Regions from separate parts of the Homo sapiens genome. Here region 1 is linked to region 2. A link is a loop called in an ENCODE intact Hi-C map of the cell type or tissue named here. Cell type or tissue: dorsolateral prefrontal cortex. All regions are shown on one strand. Links, peaks and the distances in the headings refer to the core of each region. The heading gives the core; the rest is flanking DNA.

Region 1 (7,596 bases), core at 3,154-5,653, 240 kb after region 2:
GTTCAACCAACCAGTATTAATTAATAACAACATGAACACATTTGAATATATACTATTGATAAAAATTTTATGATTATATGATATTTAGGCCTGAAGCAGTCTCAAAAGGATTACTTTCCATCATGGTGCTAAGAGTACTGTAAACTTTTATGTTAAGTGTGCTAACTTACAGGATGAATTACTAAGGACATTAGCACCGATGTCCTTACTAATGAAGGACACATTCAAAATAGTACAGGATCTGCTCCCTTGGTTAATACCATGTATTTTCCATCTTTTCTGAATCTCTATGAAGGAATAAAACTTGCAGTTTTATTTGTTTCTTCCTATGAGTTTTATGTAACTTTATGATTTCACAAAATATTTTTATGTGCCCTAGAGAAATAATACAGTATTTCTTAAAAGAAATCATGTGTTTGTGTGGGTCTGCCTGTCCATTCCCTTTAGATCTAGTTGAAACATCATCACACCAAGTTTGTTTCAAAGCATGACAACTAATGCAGGAACATTTTGTAAGCTCATAGTGTCTGAAAAAGAAAATAGGAACTCTGTAGTTCAGCATCATTAAGAACCACATGGATATTTTGTGGGGATTATGGGTGTCATATTTCTGTGATAGGTTATACATTTGGAATGTGCATGCTGATTTGTTGTGATCCACTAAGGTACTGCAGCCCCTTACAGGTACACTTTTAAGTTTTGTAGGTCAGAAAATAAAACTCAAAAATTACACTTTCAAGACTGGTAACTTTGCCAAATGTCATTACTGTGAGGCCCAAAATGCCACTTTTGGTGAGCAAATTGGGGCATGCTTGACACAAGTCCTTTGCCTTCTGATAGTTAGTGTGGGATAGAAGATCCAATGAACAGCATGAACTTCAGAAAGCAAGTACTGACATGCTCAAATCATTCTTTCACACATCCATTCAGCAAATAGTTATTGACTGTGTGCCAGGTGCTAATCTCAGTGCTGGGAACGTGGCTGTTGTGTTAGCCTGTTCTCTTGCTGCTATGAAGATATACCCCAGACTGAGTAATTTATAAAGAAAAGAGGCTTAATTGACTTGCAGTTCAGCACGGCTGGGGAAGCCTCAGGAAACTTACAGTCATGGAAGAAGGAGAAGCAAACACGTCCTCCTTCACATGGTGGCACGAAGAAGTGTCAAGCAAACGGAGAAAGCCCCTTATAAAACTACCAGATCTTATGAGAACTCACTCAGTATCATGAGAACATCATGGGGGTAACCGCCCCCATGATTCAGTTACCTCCTACTGTGTCCCTTCCATGATACATGGGGATTATGAGGTTACAATTCCAGATGAGATTTGAGTGGGAAAACAAACCCAAACCATATTAGCTGTGAACAAAACAGGCAAAATTCATCCCCTCACAATGCTTGCATTCATCAGCATTCATCAGCATTGTCATTGTAGATACATCTGAGAAGTTTTTAATTTCTTTGAGGACATATCTATGCCAGGCACTAGGTGCCCTTGAGCCAGCCCAACATTATTCAAAATTTAATTCGGAGACACCTGCATCAGAATCACTTGGAGACACATTTTAAAAATCAGAATTGGACTCTTTTAAGAAAAAGTCTGAAAATCTGCATTTTTGACAAGCACCCCAGCTGCATCTTCACATGAAAGTTTAAAAGCCACTGTTCCAGCATTAACGTTTAATATTTACTATAAGGAAAAAATAATAGCAGAATAGTTGAAGCCAAAGTAATTTGCAAACCTTGTGACCATAATCAAAATTGTTGACTTTCCATAAAAGCTGTGGTCTTCCCATTCTAACACTATATTCAGTAAGAAACAGCTGCAGACTGACTATTAATGATTTCCAGAACACATATTGAAAAATTAAATAAAAAGTGCTTCACATGTTTTGATCCTCTACTAACTTTCATCATTTCTCTTCTTCCTGTAATTTTTGTAGATATTTTTATGTCGACTTTTTTTCCTTCACCACAGAGTATTTAAAACTTTTCCTATCAGTTTTGTGAGGGTGAGTAAGAGGGCGAGAGTTATTTAAGCTTCTAATCAGTGTTCTCTTGCTAAAATTGGAGGTAAATAAATAATTAAAATTCACATATGGAATACCTATAATTAAAACTATACATACAGCAATAGACACAAGTTTCCTTTGAAAGCAACAGATAAGAGAATCACAGCTGTTGTTAAAAGCTGTTTTGCAAAGAAATATGAAGGAAGCTTGACTGATAATATTTAATGCCCTTGGAACATCTGTAAAATGGCCTTCTTTCAGTTTTTGGTAATTTTTGAAAACTGAAGAAATTATTACAAACCATTTGCTAGCCTAAGCAGCACTAGTTTTATAAAATTCTTACTTCTGTGTACATCATCTCTGTAGCCCCAGTCAAATCAATGGCATGTTACATAAAAGCAACTACTGATAGGCTAAGTGCAGCGGCTCACACCTGTAATCAGTCCCAGCATTTTAGGAGGCTGAGGCGGGCAGATCACTTGAAATCAGGAGTTCGAGACCAGCCTGGCCAAAGTGGTGAAACCCTGCCTCTACTAAAAATACAAAAATTAGCTGGGTGTGGTGGTGCACACCTGTGGTCCTGGCTACTTGGGAGGCTGAGACACGAGAATTGCTTGAGTCTGGAAGGCGGAGGTTGCAGTGAGGCAGTGAGCAGAGATCACACTACTGCACTCTAGCCTGGGGACCTGGGCAACACAGCAAGACTCTAAAATAAAATTTAGAGTCCTATTTTTCTTGCCCCAACCTGGAAAATTACCATTCTTGAGAAAAAAAAAACATACGACATAATTCACCAACTGCTTAAAACTACATAAATTTGTTGCCTTTGTATACCCTTCTCCTAGCCATTCTGACCTCTGATGTTTTCTCAAAACATCATTCTCTCTCAGCCTTTAAGTTTTGCAAGTTGAATCTTACCTGCTTATAAATACCTTCTCCTATTACCTCTCTTCCCATTTTTTTCACCTTTGATCCTTTAAATCTCAGCGTATAATCCCCAATCTGGGAAGCCTTTTTTCATTGCTCCAACAGGTAGTCCCTTTTTAATTTACAGCTCCTTGAAGGCAGGATTCTACTTCAGCATGCATCACACTGTGCTTCCTCCTGATGTCACCTCTGCAAGTGCCACAGCTGGTCTTGATCATCGTGGAGCCCCCATTGTGAGCACTGCTGCCAAGCCTCTGTTGGGTCAAAATGCTAGAGTTTAGAGTTTGCAAACTATTGGTTCTTGGCAAGCTCTTAGTTTTATTTACTTGGTTCATTGTTCATTTAGTTTTTGTTTTTCGTTTTTTTGTTTGTTTTATTTTTTTTCTGTAATCATTACGTAAACATTAGGAAATTGCACATACCATAGAAATTTGGATTTCTGGCTGTTTTTGTTTGTTTGTTTGTTTGTTTGTTTGAGACAGAGTCTCACACTGTTGCCCAGGCTGGATGCAATGCCACAATCTTGGCTCACTGCAACCTCCACCTCTCAGTTTCAAGTGATTCTCCAGCCTCAGCCTTCTGAGTAGCTGGGACTACAGGTGCACGCCACCACACCCAGCTAATTTTCATACTTTTAGTAGAGACAGGGTTTCATCATATTGGTCAGGCTGGTCTTGAACTCCTGACCTCAGGTGATCCACCCACCTCAGCCTCCCAAAGTGCTGGGATTACAGGCATGAGCCACCGCGTCTGGCCCTGGCTGTTTTTAAAAATCACAAGATATGCTAACATCAGTCCCAGTAGACAAGAATTTAAGGAATAGCTCTTCCTTTAACATAAGACAAATAGCTTTTCACTTAATCTCCTTCAACTCTTTGCCCCTGGCCTCTGGAGTATTAGAATGTGTGTGTCCCACTTGCTAATTTAAATTTCACATGTCTTGGAATGGAGGACAAAACATTATGATAGCTAATCCAATATTATCTTAAACTATCTCAGTGAACCATCCCATGATCTTATTTTCTCCCATTCAGAAAGACTCAGTGCCTTCTTAAATGCCATGTTTTTGTGTGTCTATCCATCCAGCGTTGTGATTATTCATTTGCGATTATTCATATGTGTCTAGACATTATTAAATCATTGGGTTGAGAGTGTGTCTTCTTCAATTCTGGTGGTTATGTAGCACATAGTGGATGTTCATTAATAGTAATATGTTAATTAACTTTGACATGGAGGTGTTTATATGTTGTTGCTGTGTGACTCTCAGATGAAATTCTTTTCTATTCAATATTATATTGTAAGAGGAGAAATTAATGTTATTGTTAGGAGTGTGAGATAATTACAATAGAACTACTAAGGGAGTTAAAGATCTTCCTAGGAAGGTAGAGTGTTAGATAGAGACTGGCAAACCCTGTACCACTAAAACTTTAACTTGCATCCAGATCACCTGGGGATTTTGTTAAACTACAGCTTCTGATTCACTAGGTTTGGGGTGGGGCCTGAGAGTCTTCATTTCTAACACACTCTTCGATGATGACCATATTGACACCTCGAACAGCAACTCCAACAGGTTTGAATCTTCAGTAGGAATTTGGTATTGGTTAAGTGGTAGACCGCTACTCCCTGGGACATACTGTAATCTGAAGATGAGGTCTGTAGGAGGCATTTCCTAGAGTTAACCTTGGTTTTAATTCTTCAGTATGCCAAGAAAACTGAATGCTGGATTCTGGATAGATAGCTTGTAATGGGCCAGCAGATTTTCTTTGTATAGTAAACGTGGGACCTTTACATATTTAGGAAGCCCCCATTTGGGGAAAAAATGTGCACATAAAAGAAGGCCCTTTGATTTCAGTTGAAGGGCAAGCCATCTGGCCCTCTTTTTGTGCAGTAATCAGGCTAATAGTGCTAGTGGCTTTGTTGGAGAAAGCATAGAATGGTACTTTAAATCTGTTCAAGGCCCTATTTTTAGAGTCTGGCAGCACAGGAATGAAGTGTTTATTTCATGTTTAATGCAACCTTCCACTTCAAACTAGAAACGTTTCTTTTCCTCTACTGAGTTTCTATCAAGTCTCCCAAGAAACACTGCCAGCTTTGCATATCCCTATCCTCTAAGATGATTAACTGTTTAAAATTGAAAAGCCTTGAAAATGCAAATCCTGCCACAGGCTCCTCGTGGGGTAAAAAGACAACTCAAATAAAATGTTTCCAGATGGTTTAGGCATTATGTTCTTTATATCCTCAAAGCAAGGGAGAGATCCTAAGCTGGACGAGTCGGTAAAGAGTCATATTGAGGAATATTTAGCAGCTTCTTTTTCAGAAGCTGAAGAAGGCCACTGCATAGTTCCTGGAGTGGCATACATTAGTGAGATTCTATTAAGCAGCTGTTCGGCTCTAGTAAGAGCTGCCTCAGTAGAAGGGTAGGATGGCTTATGTAGTCTTGTTTTTTAATCATTGTACATTTGTAATCTATTTTGCAATCTCAAAACATTTTCTTAACCTGACAGTTTAGCATTTGAGAGCAGCTGTATCTGCTAATCCAAATCAATAGATCTTATGGTATGAGGAGTGCAGTTATAGCTTTATTAGTAATACTGAATTTTTACAGAAAGAACTGTCAGATTTCTTATCATAGTATACACTACCTGGAGTAATTTTTTTCCCCTGAGCAATTTAGTTACTTGTTTTTCTGACAGTCACTTAAAGTATATCCTCCACCTTTTAAAGAGAGACGTTCAAGTTACTGCTTATTTCTAACTTGCAGTCACAAAATCCATAAAAATTTGGTTGCTTCAAAATAGAATGAGAGAGGAGTATGGATTTTGAGCAGGTGTCAGGCTGTTTATTTGGTTTCCCCCATTTTGTGCAAGGCATTTCATCATCTAGGCCACCTTAATGCCAAGGTACACTTGTCATCTGTTGAATACACACATTTAGTATTTAAATAGCAATTTGCATTTTCAAAGTGTTTTGTCTACTATTAATTAGCATTTCTTCGCAGCATACCTGTGAGATGGGTCAATATCACCATTTTACAGATCAGAAAAGTGGAATGACAAAGGCTGAGTGATTTGAATGAAGGACTATAACAAGTCAAAGGCAGCCAAGGATGGATTTGTGGCACCAGCCTGGGAGTTCAAACATATCATGCTCTCTGAGCATCAACACCCTTCCACTCAGTGCTCAAAGAGGGCTTAATATTAGTAAAGACATAGATGGTTTTGCTTAAGCAGCAGATAAACAAATTACTGGGGTTTAATTGATTAATACATGGACTAGATTGACTATGGGCAAGCAAGCTACATCTTACAGACAGCTACTGGCTGAAACCATAGGATCAGGCTTTTTGACACCCATCTCTATGACAACAGTATGGAAACTTTTTTAACAGCAAGAAAACACTTTTTATTGAATATCTATTCTGTGTGAAGACTCTCTTAGAATCTACAAATATCATTGTTATGGCAGCTGTAAGGATATACTGTCATTCCTAATTTGTAGATTAAGAAACTGGGGTTAAATTCCTTTTCTAAATCACTTGGCTGGTTTGAGGTGAGGCTTTGATTCAAACACAAGTTTACGAACTACTTACTTGTGGTCCCCAAATGTGCACATGTTGAGGTTAAGTATCAGTCTGGACCAGAGAGCCACACAGAGTTGACTTCTCTCTCCCATTGTTATCAATGACTCAGGTAAATTTACAGACAGCAAGCACATCATGTTTTAAAACCTGTGAAGATTAATAGAATAAATGTTAGTTAAGGGAATAATGATCTACTGTATTTTTAAAAGGCCAAAACAATGAGCCAAATCTGGTGCTCAGATACTCAGGCCATACCTGGAGTGCTGTTATGTGTTTACTTTTGGTTATTATACCTTAATAGGACTGCAATTCAGTAGAAACATATTTAAAGGAGAGAGACTAGGGTGCTAATAGGAACTATTTAGGCTGCATAGCAGCAGACCTAAGTGACCCAAGCTATCTATAACATGAAGACATGTCATATGGAAGAAGGAATAAAACCTGAGTTTGGCAATGTTAGATGTTAGAATTAATACCAGTCGCTAAGATTTAAAGGACCAAAGATTTTCGTTTAGTAGAGAAAAATTTTCTATGGGTCACATCTGTCTAAAAAAGAGTCAACCGAACAGAGAGGCACTGAATCCCAATCATCATGTCACCTGAAAGGGCTCCCGATCCAGACCCCAAAAGAGGGTTCCTGGATTTCGAGCAAGAAAGAATTCGAGGTGAATCCATAGGGTAAAGTGAAAGCAAGTTTATTTAAAAAGTAAAGAAATAACTGAGCAGTGGCATGCGCCACTGGTTGCCCATTTTTATGGTTATTTCTTGACTATATGCTAAACAAGGGGTGGATTATTCATGAGTTTTCCAAGAAAGGGGTGGGAAATTCCCAGAACTGAGGATTTTTCCCCTTTTTAGACCATATAGGGTAACTTCTGGATGTTGCCACGGCATCTATAAATTGCCATGGCATCTATAAGTTGTCATGGCATTTATAAATTGTCATGTGTCTTTTAGCATGCTATTGCATTATAATTGCATTTTAAAAGCAGTGGGGACGACCAGAGGTCACTCTTGTTGCCATCTTGGTTTTGATGGGTTTCGTCCAGCTTCTCTACTGCAACCTGTTTTATCAGCA
Region 2 (7,596 bases), core at 3,067-5,566:
ACCTAAGTACGTAACTTGGGGCACAGCTAAACTGGTTATAACATTCACAGATCCCATACTTCACTTTCTAATTTGGATTTTATGTTAGTGGAAATGGTGTCCATATATGATACTGTTCATATTATATAGAAAGATTGGTCTATTCTACTCCAGGTTGGCATTCTCAGTAAAGGTGAGATTTTACATCTGCTCATTAAAAAAGCTATGAAATTGATCATTACTTTTTTTCCCATAGTTCTTTTAAAAGCACTATCTGTGATAGAATTTTGGTAAATTTTTAAATTTCTTTTATCTATGCCTTTCACAAATTTTAGGATTTTTTTTTTTTTTTTTGGTTTATCCTCCTAACAAAAGTTCTTTCAGAGTTGAGAGTCCTGTTAAGGTGGCATGTTCATGATTTTTAAGTTTGAATAGATGAAGTGTTCATGATAGAATGTCATCTTTTAAAAATGGTGAACGTGCTTACAGATCTTATAAAAAGAGAATTGAAATAATTATTAAATAAAATATATAATTGTATAGTTTCCTTGAATATAAGTTATATTTTTTAAAAATCCAGGATTGAAGCTTCTAGTATTCTTCTTAACTGCTAAACTGAAATTACTTTCTCTGTGTTTGTATATACTATTAAAAATATGTTGTAAAAGAGAAAGAGAGAGAAAGGTAATAGCGGGATATGAACTGGGGTTTGAGCCACCATCCTAACACTTACTAGTTTAATTGTCTTTTGCAAGTTACTTCTTTAAGTCGTGTGTAATTCAACTGAAAGTGGAGATTTTAAGAGTGTTTATCTCATACATTTCAGGAAAGATTAGGTGAAATAATCCATGTAAAGCCCTTAATGTAGTGTCTGTCACATAGTAAATTTTCAGTAGATGTTAGTTTTTATTGTTCTAATGTTATAGATATCACGTACTATATTATACAACATGGATTCATATATTTCACTTAATAATCATTAGTAATGGATGGGTGATTCATTTACATCAAAAGGGTCAAAATAAAAAATAAATTCTCAGAGAGTTAAGCTTTTTTTGGCAAAGAATAAGAAACCAGTATGTTGCAGTATTTTAGAAATATGAGGAATTCAGTATTAGTAAAACTTACTATGGGCTGGGCGCAGTGGCTCATGCCTGTAATCCCAGCACTTTGGGAGGCTGACGCGGGCGGATCACTAGGTCAGGAGATCGAGACCATCCTGGCTAACATGGTGAAACCCCGTCTCTACTAAAAATACAAAAAATTAGCCAGGCGTGGTGGCGGGCGCCTGTAGTCCCAGCTACTTGGGAGGCTGAGGCAGGAGAATGGCGTGAACCCGGGAGGCGGAGCTTGCAGTGAGCCGAGATAGCCCACTGCACTCCAGTCTGGGAGACAGCAAGACTCCGTCTCAAAGAAACAAACAAACAACAACAACAAAAAAACTTACTATGAAATATGGACACCTGTTTTAAAAATGCATTACAAATATCTGTTTCAGTCTTTGCACCTAATATGTATAAGATATATATAACTGAATTTGAGGATGTTGTGTGGAAAATATTACTTAACAAGTTATTATTTAATATACATATATAAAGAATCCCAAACAGATCTACATAAGGAAAAAAATTACAGTATAGATTTCTAAATTAATTGCCAGAACAATGGCCCCCTTTTTTGAATTTCTCTGGCATCTTCAGTAGGGAAGGAAGTGAGTAGTATCTCATTCTCCAGTCAACTCATGAACACCCAGGGGCTTGTCTCTCAAGGCAGTGGGAACCTCCTCCTGGTGTACCTCAGGTCTTTGAGGTAATGATCTGCAGCTTCTGGCCTTTCTCTCAATAAGGCCCAGGTGGTCTGGGGAAATATGTCTTGCTTGTTGGTCTCTTGCTCTTTTTCTCTGTCTTCTCTGCTCACTTTTTCTATTTCCTTCCGCTTGGTGATAGATAAAATAAATTTCAAATGTATTTTGATATGTACTGCTTTTCACCAGGTTCCTAGTAAATTAATGTGCTCATATAGGCCAATCCAGATATCTTAAAAGATCACTGGATGTGCACCCAGACCACAGTAGATCACAGTTAGGCCTCCAGCATGGTCTGACCTGTTCAGAATAAAGAGGCCTTTGGTTGAGGGTGAGCCTTATACAGACTGGTTCTTTGTGTGCCTGTGATCATTGGAGAGTCTAAATTGAGATTCTCCCTTTCCCACTTAGGATTGAGGCATCTTGTTTTAAGGCCATATGGCAGATGTTAATAACCAACAGACTTCATGGGTTATACCTCAAACTTTATAAGCAAAGATTACTAACTGAATGAAGCATGCATTCTATTCTATTCACTCTGCAAGTGTTAGAATTTATTGGCCTCTCCTGTTGGCAAAGATCACACTTTTGGTTGAGCTCTATCTTGGCTACTGCTTTTCTAGAGCTGCAATCTGGCAGTTTGGGAGGCTGCATATGGCTCTTAAACACTGTTTGGCACATAGAGTATTTTAAGGTTTTTTGCTTTTGTTTTTGTTTTTTGACACCTTTAGCAGAGGCAGGCAATCTACAGTTCCCTTCATGTCCTCTTATTATTTGTAAGACTCTTCTTTCACGTTTATTTTCCCTGCCTGGCTTACATAGGCATAAAAGTTTTGATCTTTTGAACTAGATAATGCACATATTGCAAGTTTCATGATAATATTCTGTAGAAAATGAAGTGATTTTCCAGTGAGACTGAGAGGCATATTTAAAATACTTTAATTTATGGAAGAGTTAATATGTTACAAATTTGGCCATTAAAATTGTATATCATATAACATAGTTACATTTTATTATAGATATGTTTTTAGTAAATAACAAAAATATTCTCACTGTTAAAAATTATTTATACATTCATGTTCATTTTGTGTATTAGCAGAACTGAAAGTTTTGTTTTTTGATTTTGTTTTTAACAAGATCACTTATATTCAATTCATAAAATAATTTTAATTCTGATTATTGTTCTTCTCCCTTTGAAGGAGTTTTGCATTTCTTCTAAGAGTCAGTTTAAGAATAGTTTGTATTTATCATTTTAATGTTTGCAGTAAAATAGAGCCAAAGAAGATATCTATTTCATTCAATTAAATGTTATTTCAAAGACAGCAGGGTTCTATGTTGGTAAAAATATTTATCTGTAGTTTTAAAAATTATTTCATAAGACTAACTAGATTTTCATTAGACTCCTTAAAGTGATAATTTTACACTAGAATGTTTTATGTTCAATCTTAGTTTCTTAAAGTCTGTAAACACCCTAGGAAATTACATTATTTCACAAAAGGATATGTTCTGGAAGTGTTTTCCTGAGCTTGTAAGTAATATCAGAAAGCTGTACCATATGAAACTGAACTATCAATAAGTTCTTAATAACATATTTTTAAGGTTAAAATATCTGTGTTATTCTTATAGGGCTGCTGCACATCCTTCTTAGCTTCCTATTCCATATAAATTTCCCTTTTTTTTTGACACAGAGTTTCACTCTTGTCGTCCAGGCTGGAGTGCAATGCTGCAATCTTGGCTCACTGCAACCTCCCCCTCCCAGGTTCAAGTGATTCTCCTGCCTCAACCTCCCGAGTAGCTGGGATTACAGACATGCACCACCACACCCAGCTAACTTTGTATTTTTTTTAGTAGAGATGGGGTTTCTCCATGTTGGTCAGGATGGCCTCGAACTCCCAACCTCAGGTGATCTGCCTGCCTTGGCCTCCCAAAGTGCTGGGATTACAGGCGTAAGCCACCGCGCCCAGCCAAATTTCCCTCTTTTCTAATGTTGATTTTACTCAATCATGAACATGTTTATGCCCCCAAAGTATATTCATATATATGAAAAAGTATAAGACAGGGATTTTGATTTAAAATTCAGTCTTTCAAAATCTTTTCTTGGTCTGATTCAGTCACAATTTAGTTTTTAACTTTACTAAAAGCAGTAAGCTTCTCACACCTACTCTTCCCACTCTCATCCCACTTGTCAGATGAAATCATCATGCATCGATTTTGTAAAACTTCTTTTCTTCCACACTGTTTTCTTCATTATACAAAATAAAATTGCATTCTGAGTTGATGGAGAAGCATGATATGGTAAGCGTTGTAGGCTTAGATAGTTCATTTTTATCACTAACTGATGTCTTATCACCTAAATTGTGACAATTTATGCTTTCTAAGAAGATGATTTACTACAATTATGAAAAATGTTAAGTTTGGAAGATGCCTACAGGCAATTCGAAATAAGCTCTGTGATAACAAAAATACTCATATTAATTTAAAAACTTTGAATATTCTTTCTCTTTAATTGATCACAAACATTCTAATTTCCTGAAATAATTCCAGGTCAGTTTCCTACTTTCCCCTTCTTTGTCTTAGTCTCCAAAAAGCTATGTTTTGGGAAACATTTATTTTAGTCTCTTTTCTATTTAGTGAATTATGCTGAAATTACAGAGAAATATATTCTACTATATAACTATATTGCATTTAATTTTTATTATAGCATGTTATTTTTGCACCAGGTATAGCTGTTAATCAGGCATTTCAGTTAAAAAAATTCATTGAAATTAGAAACAAAATCAGCTGAGTTACATGAGTCATTATCTGATATTATTGAACCACAAAAAAGCCTAAGTAAACTGAAAAATTGAGGAGTTGCAGTTCTTCACAATTCTAATGTTCTCTTAAATACTGTCCTAACCATTAAACAACATTCTAGTTGAGGCTTAACTACATATAAATCGGTTTGAGTCGTGATCTGTGTTTAAAGATACTCTGTCTTAGAAAGTGTATAACACGTTTCTAAATTAACTGAATCAAAATAATGTGTTTAAAAAATAAGCAGGCACAATTTTTGAAGTAACAGATGAACGAAATGCATTTATTAATTTTTTGAGATTTAAAAAGTTTTACTCAACCTTTGTAATTTTGAAAGCTATGCTAATCATTCTTCACAGTCAGTGGTATCTGAACATGTCATTATCTCTTTCAGTTTCATTATTTTTTATTGCAAAGCTATTTGTTTATTTGTAGAGTTTCTGTGTCTCAAAAAGTGGTGGTTTAAAGAAATTAATATGTGTAATATTAATATAGATACTTTATAGTAAAATACAATTAAAATGTGAAGAAATAAGAGAAAAGTATGCAGAAAATATGATAAAACCATAAAAATACATGTTGGGTTCCTGTTTTCCTGGCATGAAAGAGAACTCTAACTTCTTTCGATACTGAGACCTGAGAAATCTCCCCTAGAGAACAGAAGGAAGTTGTGAGGGATGTAGCAGATCACATCCTTAGCACCACTTTTATAAATAGAGTAGCGTGGTTTAATTTGGATGTTCCTTAATAATTCTCTCAATAGAAGCCAGGGCTACAACTGAAAAGGGCAATTCTACAAAAGAAATTCAACTTAGAGATAATACAGTTATGGTCATAGTGTACTATTATTTGGTTCCTTGCTTGATTTTGTTTTAAAATATAACATACTCTTCAAAGAGCCCTTCAAGGATGTTATGTCTCACTCAAATGTTTGATATGAGGTTGCCCAACAGGAAGTTTGAGATATGCATATTCTCTGGTGAGAACCCAGAGTGTGGCTATTGTATTGTTGATTAACGGCAGATCTATAGTTATGCTTTGCTAATCAAGAGGAGGGTAGACATTAAATATACCAACCACAAATGGAGGAAACCAACTAGGTAAGGACAGGATGGCCCCCCAAACCGCGGAGCACAGAAGAGGTTCAGAGAATTCTAAACAGCTTGGGTTAGAAATGTGGTCACCTAGCTACTGAGATGATTATTTAAAAGGTCTGCTTTTATAATAATAATTTAATTTTAAGGTAAAACTTTCATGTAAAAATTAAAAAATGGAAAAATCGGCATTTTTATTAAAACTGTATTTTAATAATCTGATAACCCATTGTACAGAAATAATGTTATATGAAGTAAGGATATTTAATATACGTGAGTATCTCATAAAATATGAAAAAATATGGTGTTAAAATAAATTGAAAATGTTCTGCCTTAGAATTCAGTCATTTCACATCTTATGTAGCTAAATGATTTTATTTGCTCAAATGTATTTATTGAGCAGTTTTTATCAGCAGTAAACAACACACATGCCTTCCTTGTCTTCATGGAGTGCATAAGAAGGAGGAGTCAGGCTTCCTACTGATCTCTTGGTTTCAAATCTAATATAGAGTTGGGTTTCTCATCTCTGACATCCTTCTAAATTGTTTTTTTTTCATTGTAGGTCATGAAATATCTCTAGTTGGGTCCAACTTTGGTACCTCTCTCAGAACTAGGACGAAATTATTCTTATTTGAGTTTTCTTAAGTAAGCCTCTTCTTTTGTTTATATATCTATCCCTTGAAGAGGAGAAAAATAAAGACATTTTTAGTAATTTTCTTGTATATTAATATATTTTATGCCTGTTGAATCACACAAATAACTAGGACTTTGTATTTTAAGTTTAGCACTAGATTACCTGGCTTCTTACTCTAGTTTTGCCATTCACTAGCTGTGTGGCCTTACACAAGTTATTTGACCTCTCTGTGCCTTTGTTTCCTCATCTGTCTACAATGGGTCAGCCCTCATATCTGAGGTGCATTGTTTCTAAGACCCCCATGGATACTAAAATCTATGGATGCTAAAGTTCCTTATATAAAATGGTGTAGAACAATAGGCCTTCCATATCTTTTGATGTGGATGTTATTACAACAGAGAGCCTGTTGTAATAACAGTGCTTACTCACTAGAGCTGTTATGAAGATTAAACGAGTCAATGCAAATAGCAGCATTCAGAGTAATGTCTCACAGTGTTAAGCATTCTACAACTACTAGCTATTTTTGCAGAAGAAAGGCATGAAATAGTGCCAACTTCACAGAGCTGTTGTGAGGCATAAAAAGGTCAGTGTATTAGAAGCCCTTAGAATAATGCTTGCCACACAATAAACTCTGCATAAAGGTTAACTATTATTACTATTTTCCAGCTTATAATGTTTATATTATTTGTTCCCCTCGTGGGAGTGGGATAATGTTGATTGGATAGGTTTTCATTGCTATTTATTTTTGTATGGTGGGCTTTGCTGTAATAGGGAAGGTGTTCATTCAGAGTGGTTCCTGACAGCGCAATAGAATTTTCAATGGACTTTGAAAAAATTCTGATGCTGGACCCCACCCTTCATCCGTTATGTCAAAATCTCTTACAGGTGAGGCCTGCAGCATGGATAGTGTTTAAAACTTCTCAGGTGACCCTAATTTGGCTTCAGGGTTTCGACCACTGTGTAAATTTGTTTTTATCAATTTTCCATATTCAAATATCAAGTCTATTTTAATCAAACTAACTATTTGTTAAAAGTTAGTTTTGCTTTGTTTTCCTTTTGGGGAATCACAGGAGAGTAATGAACACTTCTGCATTTCTGTTCTTGTCTGGCCTGTTACTCGTCTATTCCAAAGAACTAATCATTGGACTTTAAGCCATCACTGACAACTCTATGTTTTCTCACGATCTGATTTTCATGGTTCATATATTAATTACCCTTTTCTTAAAAAATATCCAAGGTGGATTTTAAAACATTCTCATAAAGATATGTTTTCACTGTACAAGGCTTAA

What was found. A loop is a pair of places that touch in the nucleus more often than their neighbours do. Peaks named below come from ENCODE experiments on the same cell type or tissue, not always from the same donor. Only the 100,000 strongest peaks of a DNase experiment are listed, where the experiment ranks them.
Region 1: a loop joins it to region 2, with 3.0 times the contacts of the local background. A loop is called at or near these places in 30 of 110 quality-filtered maps.

The regions. Positions count from the first base shown.
Region 1 is chr5:130,150,523-130,158,118 of GRCh38, forward strand. The region is part of intron 2 of CHSY3 (chondroitin sulfate synthase 3); the gene reads left to right. Among named protein-coding and RNA genes, the nearest start is that of CHSY3-AS1, 250 kb to the left of the region's middle. In dorsolateral prefrontal cortex, for the core only: no CTCF peak of the experiment used is centred there; no DNase peak of the experiment used is centred there; H3K27ac peaks cover 1,356 bases.
Region 2 is chr5:129,910,664-129,918,259 of GRCh38, forward strand. The region is part of intron 2 of CHSY3 (chondroitin sulfate synthase 3); the gene reads left to right. Among named protein-coding and RNA genes, the nearest start is that of CHSY3-AS1, 8.5 kb to the left of the region's middle. In dorsolateral prefrontal cortex, for the core only: no CTCF peak of the experiment used is centred there; no DNase peak of the experiment used is centred there; H3K27ac peaks cover 241 bases.